2 separate regions of the Homo sapiens genome follow, and region 1 is linked to region 2. Evidence: read pairs that join two places in POLR2A ChIA-PET (ENCODE). Cell type or tissue: Panc1. All regions are shown on one strand. Links, peaks and the distances in the headings refer to the core of each region. The heading gives the core; the rest is flanking DNA. Region 1 has its middle 280 kb from the start of LINC01896. Region 2 has its middle 26 kb from the start of GALR1.

Region 1 (5,388 bases), core at 315-5,314, 1.5 Mb after region 2:
TTCTTTCCTACCTGTTGCTTTTACAAAAAAAAAAAAGTGTCACTTCACTTACAAGTAAGTATGCCTACAGGATAAATTTCTTAAGGCAAGATTACTGTGCCAAAGAGTACATGTGTAATTTTTATACTTCTTGCCAAGAGACCTCCTTAGAGGTTTTACCAAGTGACACTCCCATCACTGTTTCAAAGACCTGTTATCTCTTCAGCAGTGTGTTACCAAGCTTTTAGACCTTTGCCCATCCCGTGAGTACAAAGTGACAGCTCAGTGTTCCTTTCATGTGACTTTCTCTTACTCAGAATGAAACTGAGTATCTTTTCATGTGTCTGAGAGCCATTTGTATTTTTTCAGGCAGTTTATGTCTTATGCCCTTCATTCCATTACATTGTAGATCTTTTCTTCTTGATTTGTAAGGGCTCTTTATATATAAGGGAATTAGCTGTTTTCCTGTTATGTGAATTATAAATATTTTTGCCAGTTTGTTATTTGTCTTTTGGCTAAGAAATGAAGAAAAGTTATATAGCTGAATTTACCAACTAGTTTCTAAATGTTTATGTCATAATTTAAGATCTTTCTATATCTAAGAATATTTTTTAATACCCCCGATAGTTTCTTCTAGTACTTTCATGGTCCATTTTTTACACTTAATTTTTTTGTCCATCTGGAATTTATTTTGGTATAAAGTATGAATTATGGATCAATATTGTTTTCTAGTTCCATACTTAACTGGCTCCAAAATTGGCCCAATCAATCTCAGTGTTATATGTATTATATTTAACCTTATGAGAAGCAGATATCATCACTCCCCTTGCACATGAAGAACTGTGGCTGAGAGGAACTAAGACTCATTCCAGGCCAGGTATCGTGGCTCACGCCTATAATCCCAACACTTTGGGAGACCAAGGTAGGAGAATCGCTTGAGCCCAGGAGCCTGGCAACATAGCGAGACCCTATATCTACAAAAAAATTAAAAATTAGTGGCGTATGCCTGTGGTCCCATCTACTCAGGAGGCTGAGGATGGCTTAATCCCGGGAAGTTGAGGCTGCGGTGAGCCAAGGTTGCACCAATGCACTCCAGAACAAAAGAATCATTCCAAAGCCAGAGAGCCAGGACTTGATTCATTGAATCTGAGCCATGCTTTCTGCTTCACTGGTCACCCTCATCCTGTGCAGGTTTAACTTCCTCACCACAAGCTTTAAGCATATGCATGCAGCATTTAATGCATATCCAAAAGGACAGATCAAGAAATCAGTGGTAGACAGATAGATGATAGATAGATAGATAGATAGATAGATGATAGATAGATAGATAGATAGATAGATAGATAGATAGATAGATAGAGATAGGCAGACAGACAAGGGTGATGGATCAGTTGATCAGTAGACAGAGGAAAGAGGTCTTGAAAGACACATGGAGCAAACAGCTTCAAGGAAGACAGGTCCGTTTGAACCAGGAGTGGGAAATAGGCACACTCCGGAGCCAGGCACCAACCACTGAACTTCCTCGGGACCCATATGGGGCATGTCAACACCCCAGCATGTCCCAGCATGGAGCCCACAGGGAGAACTCCCATACAGAGCCCCCAAGGAGCCTTCACTGACACTGGGCGACCGGACCAGCAAGCACTGTCCGCACAACCAAACTGCCCGCAACAGTCACTGTGGATACTTAAGAACAAGGCTGCTGGTCCCTGCCCTGGGTCTCCTGAATTGACACCAGGATGGGGCTGGGAACACACATTCTTAACTTGTTTCTCATATATCCCTATGATCCTAACAACAGAGAACCTCTGAGCTAGGAGCTACAAAATAAACCTGGAATATTTCCTTTCCGCAAGAACCTTTAAGGAGAATGTGAGGCTTCGTTTTTCTTTCAGGGATATCTCATACTTCCCTGGATCAGAATTTTCAAGCTAATTTCCTTCTTTATAAAAATAAATGACTTGGAGCTAACTTCTTTCTAAAGTCCCTCCTGTACCTCACCTTATAGATAACCACCACCATTAAAGTATTGTGATCATATGATGTAGCCATTCCTGTTTAAAGAAGTTGGCTAAGGTATCCCAAAAGTTGACCAACACTTTGTACCATCCGTCCAGTGCCCATTTTGGAATTTTTGAAATTGGTAAGTTACTTTAAATCAGAATCTTAAATGAAGATAATTACTAAGTATCCTGGCTGTTGGATGAACATTGGTACAAATTATCTAAAGATTATAATAAGCATCTTTCTCATTAGAGCTTTTTTTTTTCTCAAAATTATAGCTCCATGAAAAGTCCAGTCAGAGTACTCTTTGAAATTTCTCAAGTTCTTACTAAAAAATTCTACAGGTCCTCAGCCGTGGTGGAAGCGGAGCAGCACATTAGTGTAACATCGTAAGGAAGATGGCTGCGGCCCACTAACCATAAGCACCTGCACCCTGCAGGGCCACCTGCTCTGGGCGTCATGCTCCATGAGACACCATGGGGTAAGTTTGGAGTCCTGACCATCACTCCAGACACATCCTGCTTAAATCACAAGCAGCACGGACTCCCCTGAGTGGCTGCCACTGGTACCCTGCAGAGGGCACGACGCGGGCCTCACACCCGGGGGCATCGGTGCCTGTTTCTTGAGTTTAAATAGCCAGGATTCTGAAGTCATTCCATAGTTATTTACTGAGGACCTACTATGCAGCAGTCATTTTTTGCTGAAATCTGGGGACACAATAATTGTCAAGAAATAGCCCTTTCCGGCTGGGCATGTTGACTCACGCCTGTAATCCCAGCACTTTGGGAGGCCGAGGAGGGCGGATCACCTGAGGTTGGGAGTTCAAGACCAGCCTGATCAACGTGGAGAAACCCCGTCTCTACTAAAAATAAAAAATTAACTCGGCATGGTGGCGCATGTCTGTAATCCCAGCTACTCAGGAGGCTGAGGCAGGAGAATTGCTTGAACCCAGGAGGTGGAGGTTGCCATGAGCCAAGATCACACCATTGCACTCCAGCTTGGGCAACAAGAGCAGAGCTCCATCTCAAAAAAAAAAAAAAAAGAAAAAAGAAAGAAGGAAACATCCCTTTCCCTGAAAGAAAATGCAGTCTCGTGGGTGAGATCAGCACAAACTTAATCAGGGCAGTTATGGAAGCATTGCAAGGAGAGGTGCCAGCCCCCCCACCCCCCAATAGTATGAGAACCATCATTGCCAAAGGAAAAGCTTCATAAAAATCATAACCTGTTTTTAACTATGTGAATGCTGATAGTGAAAAACTGGCATAGAATAGTAAATATATATATATATATGTGTATAATAGATATACGATTTTTCTTATCCCTAAGCTCACTGAAATCTGCATCGTCTCAATGCCCTGCCACGGCTTACACACATTGAGCTATTAACAGATTATAGGAAACAGCTGAAAAACTGGCCCTGAACTTACGACAGCCCACACAGCAATGAAACAGCACTGGCAAAATCAAAACATGGCTAATGGGCTAAGTTTTATTTGTTTCACTGGGTTTTTGATATTTCATTGTGTTTCGACATTCCAGATACCCTAAATCATCTCCCTCAAGTTCAAAGTCTCACAAATCTCTAGGGGAGGGGCAAAATGCCGCCAGTCTCTTTGCTAAAACATTGCAAGAGTCACCTTCACTCCAGTTCCCAACATGTTGCTCATCTCCGTCTGAGACCAGCTCAGCCTGGACTTCATTGTCCATACCACGATCAGCATTTGGTCAAAGCCATCCAATAAGTCTCTAGGAAGTTCCAAACTTTCCCACATCTTCCTGTCTTCTTCTGAGCCCTCCAAACTGTTCCAACCGCTGCCTGTTACCCAGTTCCAAAGTCACTTCCACATTTTTGGGTATCTGTGCAGCAGCACCCCACACTACTGGTACGGATTTATTGTATTAGTCTGTTCTCATGCTGCTAATAAAGACATACCCATGACTGGGTAATTTATAAAGGAAAGAGGTTTAATGAACTCGCAGTTCCATATGGCTGTGGAGGCCTCACGGTCATGGTGGAAGGTGAAAGCCAGGTCTTACATGGCAGCAGACAAGACAGAAAATGAGAACCAAGCAAAAGGGGCTGCCCTTATAAAACCATCAGATCTCATGAGACTTATTCACTATCATGAGAATAGTGTGGAGAAAACCGCCCCTGTGATTCAATTACCTCCCACCAGTTCCCTTCCACGGGAAGGGAATTATGGGAGCTACAATTCAAGATGAGATATGGGTGGGGACACAACCAAACCATATGTTGTTTGCTGAAGAAAACCAAAGTTAAGTATGGCACAAAGCTCTGAGTTAATCATTTGGGATTGTACTCAAGAGGAAAGCCATCTTACAGACAATGCTGACGAGCACTGACAAAGCGTCCAACATGAGGTGACTCCAGACTCGAGCCTTTAGCACTGCTGGGCTAAACCCGACATTGTCTTCCACTTTGGATTGTCAAGAGAGGATACGAGAATGGGTCATTATTTGTTGAAACAGAAGAAAAAAATCTTTACAAGTTACTTTTCTTAAATTATTCTGTCTCTGAAGAAAGTCAGATACCAAAGATAAATTGTATCTGATCCCAAAGTGCCTGATCTAACAGCAAATGTGAGTGACCATCATCAGTGAGCAGCTTGCTCTAGTCACAGATGGGTTTTAATTTCAAATGCCAGAATTTTGGTTGGTGCAATGCTACTTTTTCTTGCTGGAAGATTGGAACCAAATTCCTTCCAGCTTCCGGGAAGGTGGTGAGATTTAAAGCACTCTTCCTGGAGCTCTGCCACGGACAGGGCAGCTGCCAGTGGGGAGCATGCCCTGCCACCCAGCGCGCACCGCAGGCATCTCAGGAGCCCAGCCCCTCTCTGACCTCATCCTGCCGCCATCTCCACAAAACTCAGCCTCACAATCGCCCCCCGGCGCCCCAAAGCCTGCCTTCTGCAGGTTGTGTTTATGCCCCATTCAGAGCACGCACTTTCAGATCAGGCAGGTTTGGGTGAAAAACCCTGAGTTACGTGAATTTGGGCAAAGTATTTAACTTCAAGTTTCCGTTTTCTCATGTGGAAGATTAAGATACTATGGTCTGTCTTAATTTTGTCACAAAGATGAAATGATCTGTGAACATTTCTGTCATTCTCCCACACAAAACCCTCAGCAATGGTGTCGGTGGTGGTGGTGGTGAGCGCGGCGCTCCCCATGCCCACCCCAACCTTGGCCGTCTGATGTCCAGGTCCTCTTTCCTCTCTCCTGTCTGGTGAGCCACTGAGCCCTGTCAACTCCACCTGGGTCTGCGTCTGTGCCTTCACCCCTCAACTCTGAGTCTAATGGTGGCAACAGCCTCTAGCCTGAGCCCACTCCTGTCCACCGGACATGTCGGCATCCATGTCCTCGATAGACCAGGTTGGTTTCTTCCCA
Region 2 (5,388 bases), core at 194-5,193:
TCCACATATTCATTTATTCATTCATCTGTCATACACCCACCCACCCACCACCCACCTATCCATCCACCCATCCATGCATTCCATCCATCCATTCATCCATCCATCCATCCATCCATCCATCCATCCATCCTTCTGCATATCCATTTATTTATCTGCAAATCCATCCACATATCCATTTATCCATTCACCCATCATCCACCCACCCACCACCCACCCATCTATCCACCCATCCATGCATTCCATCCGTCCATCCATCCATCCATCCATCTGCATATCCATTTATTCATCTGCAAATCCATCCATATATCCATTTATCCATTCATCTATCATCCTTCCACCCACCACTCACCCAATCCATCCATCCATCCATCCATCCATCCAGCATATAGTCAATGAGCACTTAGAGTGCCAGATATTCTGTTAGACACTGAACAAAGCAGTAAATAAGTTTAGAAATGTCTTATTCTCAATCTAGAGGAGCATTTCAACAAATATGCCGGAAATCCAGTGTCGTAGGTTCTTTGATGGAAAAAGTAGAGATGGTATGGAAGAATATGATTTGAGTACTTAACTCAGACCCAGGCTAAGAGAATGCTTCCTGAAGTCATGTCTTATAAACCAAGATTTGAAGGATCACTGGAAATGAGTAAGGCAAGGACACAGTCTATGCAAAATCTGGAAGGTTAAAAAGTGTATGATAAGTTGGAAAAACAGAAAGAAAAATATGGCACATCAGCGCTGTTTGTGTGGGGTATGTCTGGGGGTTAAGGTTGATGGAGGCAAGCTGAAAGTTGAGGCCTGGGGACTAAGATGAACTTCATCTTGAGGACAAGAAGGCTTAATGCAAGAGAATGTTCTATGTTTTTAGGAAAATCACTCTTACCTTGGGGGAGGAATTGAATTAGAAAGGGGATAAAACTGGAAACGAGAAAATAAATTTAGAGCCATATTTGAAAGTAATGAAACAGAGTTTCTTTGAAAATGGTTTGCACATCATTTTTAAAAACCAATTCAAAGTGTATTAATCAATTATGTATATTTACCATGGACAATCTATAATAAAATATTAGGTCTGTAACAAAATCTTCAGTCTCTGTAACGTTGGAGTTGGCTTTTAGTGTCCCTGAGATAGCATTACTTACAGCTACTTCTGGGCAGGCATTACTTTGCAAGGATTTGTAGATAAGTCCAGTGCCACAGTTTATTAGGGTTAGACCATGGTGAAAGGCTGAAGAAACAAATCTTAATTTATCAGAGGTAGAAATATCTTCAGATTATTTATATGCTCACCTTAGAAGGGGACAAATTGAATATTCCCCTTTAGTGGTAGTACTTCTCAAAGCTATTGCAGAAGCGTTAGTTGCTTTGGTTAGAAGGCGTGTTGCCAGCACAGCAGATGGGTGGCAGTGTCTGGATTTAGCTTTCCTCCCCTTACCTAGCATGAGCAAACAGCACTGTGACGTCAAAGGAATCAGAGTATTGTTAGAGAGTCAGATATGTTTAATATTGCAAATGTCATTTAGAAGGTATGTAATGAAATTTAATTTTAATTGTATTATACACTTTGACCTATCCCAGTTATAACAATTACAATTTTATCTTAAAAACATTACACTTGGGATAATTGTGGAGTCATATAGTCATACTTAGAATATGTTAGAACATATTAGATATTGGCTAATATCCTAGATATTAAATAACATTAAAATAACTTCATAATTACTAGGTCATTGTTTCTTCTTAAGAATTTCTTTGTGGTAGTTAGATTTAACAAACCGATTCAATTGTGTAAGCTGTGGTCAGATGGAATAAAATGGAAAGGGATATTCAAGAAATTAACTCTCTTAAAAAAGGAATGAGGTAAAATAGCTCCTTTGATCATTGGCTCTACAAGTTTGGTCCCTGGACCAGCAGCGTCACAATCCCCCAGAAACACACTAGAAATGCCCATTGCGAATCTGCTGAAGTGCTCCCCCACCCCGACAACCCCAACCTGCTGAATCAGAGCCTCTGGGGGTGGCCCAGCAATCTACATGTTAGCAGGCCTTCCAGGAAGTCCTTAGAGACTCAGTGCCTAGGTTTTTACCTGGGCTGATCATGGGGGCAGCCTCTGCCTGGCATGGACTGAAATTCCAGACTCAAAAGCAGGTGTTTAGCATACATCATGTTGTTTGCAGAAGCAGTTTAGGTACAGTGAACACCACCTTCGTCCGTTAATAGCGGTGGGGACCCTCCCCAAACCCAAGTTCCCAGATGCCAGACAAGAACCAACCCAGTAAGCGGGTCTTTCCAACCACAGCAGTCAGGCCTGAAATGTTAACTCTTTTCCACACAGTCATACAGGTGTCATAAAATGAGCTGGCAGGATTTCTTCCTTTTCTATTTTGGAAATAATTTGTGAAGAATTGTTATTATTTCTTTTCATATTTTGGGAGAATTCAAAAATTCAGGACTGGGATTTTCTTTGTGGGTAGTTTTAATTATTAAATGTAATTACTAATAAACTTAATTACTCTCTCTTTGTTATAGGTCTAATCAGATTTTCTGTTTCTCCCTGAGTCAGATTTGGTGGTTTTTGCCTTTGTAGGAATTTCTTCATTTCATATGAGTCATCTAATTTCTTGTCACACAGTTGTTTATAGCATTCTCTTAGATCCACCCCCCCCTCCCCCCGCCTTTTTTTTTTTTTTTGCAATGTTGTCTTCCAGAAGAAGTTTGGAGCTGTAATTGCAACAAAATTTGATTGGATCTGTGTTGAGGTTATAGATTAAATTTGGGATAATTACTACAGCGTATTTACAACTTTGGTCTTCATTGCTGCCTATTGTCTGTTTACACAACCTGTCTATATACTTTGTATAAACAGGAAGCATCTACTTAATCTTTGATTAACTCATAGGAAAGTTATTTATTTTTTATGTTAACCTTATGCTGAACTAACATTATGAAGTCTTTAATTTTTATAAATATTTAGTGTTTTCCTCTAAAACTTTAGACAATAACTCCATATACATAAAAATGACAGTTTTCTTCTCCTTTCCAGTGTATTGTAGCTTTTCTCTTAACTTCTTGCTATATTCTACTAATGGCAATGAGAGTGTTTCATTAATTGTCTTCTTTTTTTGTCCAGAGGTCATTTTTGCCTTCCTTTATCTGGTAGAAGTATTTCAGGAAGTTTTGTATTTCTCTTTGCTCCAAAAGAGTTTAAATTATAAAAGAAAAAAAAAATGGTGAGTTCCCTGTGAGCATGATACCTTGTCTGATGTTTTAGCGTCATGCAGAGTGTGCACAGAGCATTTCATTTTCTCCTTGTTGTGATGTGCTTGCTCATATGTTCCCTCTCTTTCCAAGTAAAGAAAGGCTGGAAAACTGCATTTTCCTATTACCTCTATTTTTTCAGCATGATAGGTATAAAGTTGTAAATTCTGCCTTAGAATTCCCATACCACCTTAAAATTTCCTTCTTATTTGTTAATTTCATTACTCACTTGCTTTTGTATCTTATTTTTTTTCACATAATATTGAGGATATTTATTTCAGACCTTAAAAAGACTAAACCGTATTCCATTTTATTAAACTGCTCTTTAAAAAATTCACAGCAAATAAATGGATTAGTTTGTAATTTTCACCATACTAATTAGATCTTTGATAAACATTATTTTTTTTTTTTTTGAGACAGAGTCTGGCTCTGTTGCCCAGGCTGGAGTGCAGTGGTGCAATCTCGGCTCACTGCAACCTCCGCCTCCCAGGTTCAAGCAATTCTCCTGCCTCAGCCTCCTGAGTAGCTGGGACTACAGGTGCGTGCCACCATGCCCGGCTAATTTTTTGTGTTTTTAGTAGCGATGGGGTTTCACCATGTTCGCCAGGCTGGTCTCGATTTCCTAACCTTGTGATCCACCTGCCTCGGCCTCCCAAAGTGTTGGGATTACAGGTGTGAGCCACTGCACCTAGCCTTTTTTTTTTTTTTTTAGAGCAAGAGTTTTTATTGTTGTTGTTGTTTTCTTTTTTTTAACTTTTAAGTTCAGGGGTACATGCATGGGTTTGTTATATAGGTAAACTTGTGTCATGGGGGTTTGTTGTACAGATTATTTCATTACCCAGGTGTTAAGCCTAGTACCTATTCATTATTTTTCCTGATCTTCTCACTCCTCCCACCCTCCACCCTCCTATGGGCCCCAGTGTGTGTTGCTCCCTTCTGTGTGTCCATGCGTTCTCATCACTTAGCTCTCACTTATACGTGAGAACATGCGTTATTTGCTGGTGAGGCTATAGAGAAAAAAATGCTTATACACTGTTGGTGGGAGTGTAAATTAGTTAAACCATTGTGGAAGACCATGTGGCAATTCCCCAAAGACCTAAAGACAGAAATACTGTTCAACCCAGCAATCTCATTACTGGGTATATACCCAGAGGAATATAAATTGTTCCATTACAAAGACACATGTACGTGCTATGTTCATTGCAGCACTATTCACAATAGCAAAGAAAATGCTGTCAATGATAGACTGGATAAAGAAAATGTGGTACATATACACCATGAAATACTATGCAGCCATTAAAAAGAACAAGATCATGTCCTTTGCAGGGACATCGATGGAGCTGGAGGCCATTATCCTTTGCAAACTAAGACAGGAACAGATAAACATGCTTAATAATAAATCTTTGTGTGTATTATTGACTTTTATCCTTAGAATTAATTGCTGTAATTGTAATTGCTGTGCTAAAAAGGAGTAATCGTATAACTTTTGGTATATTTTGACAATTTGACTTCCAGAACACTTGCTCCATTTTGCTCTCCTAGCAATTTTAGAGCTCCTATTTATCTAAATTACTGACAAATTTGGTTTTTTTCTTTCCTGGTAAATTTGATGGTGAAAATTTGTGTTATGTTATTTTTCTGTGTAATAACACACAAAATAATGTTTGGTAATACTGCTTGTGGTACATTTCTGATTTCAATGAGAATATCTTGTGTTTGGCTATGTAGTATAATGTCTCTTGCTCTTACATATGTTCTTTATCATGCTAAGGAATGTTATTAGGTCTTTTAAAATAAGAAATGGAGATTTATTTTTACTACAACCTTTAAAAAATCTTAGTCATTATATTATTTTTATTGATGTAATGAATTAGATTAAACTGTTTCTAGTTATTAAACAAACCATTCTTGGATTACAGTAATAAGCCTAACTTACTGTGGTTGATCAATAAGCATTTGTTTGACAAACATTTTTGAACAAATCATCGTTTTCTATAACACAGGATTGCATTTGCTTCTAAGTTACTAAGGTTTGCTGTATTAATGTTATGTAGGGAGGCCGAGCGAACGTTTTGATGTTGTCTTTGTACGTTTTGGTGGTGGAGCAACACCATGACTTAGATGCTGCTA

Evidence for each region. Peaks named below come from ENCODE experiments on the same cell type or tissue, not always from the same donor. Only the 100,000 strongest peaks of a DNase experiment are listed, where the experiment ranks them.
Region 1: POLR2A ChIA-PET joins it to region 2 with 5 read pairs; 2 of 35 experiments call an interaction of 5 or more read pairs at or near these places.

What each region holds. Positions count from the first base shown.
Region 1 is chr18:78,692,059-78,697,446 of GRCh38, forward strand. No RefSeq gene overlaps it. Among named protein-coding and RNA genes, the nearest start is that of LINC01896, 280 kb to the right of the region's middle. In Panc1, for the core only: no CTCF peak of the experiment used is centred there; no DNase peak of the experiment used is centred there; H3K27me3 peaks cover 1,206 bases.
Region 2 is chr18:77,221,258-77,226,645 of GRCh38, forward strand. No RefSeq gene overlaps it. Among named protein-coding and RNA genes, the nearest start is that of GALR1, 26 kb to the right of the region's middle. RefSeq lists an enhancer at 5,333-5,388. In Panc1, for the core only: no CTCF peak of the experiment used is centred there; DNase peaks (open chromatin) are centred at 2,574 and 2,802.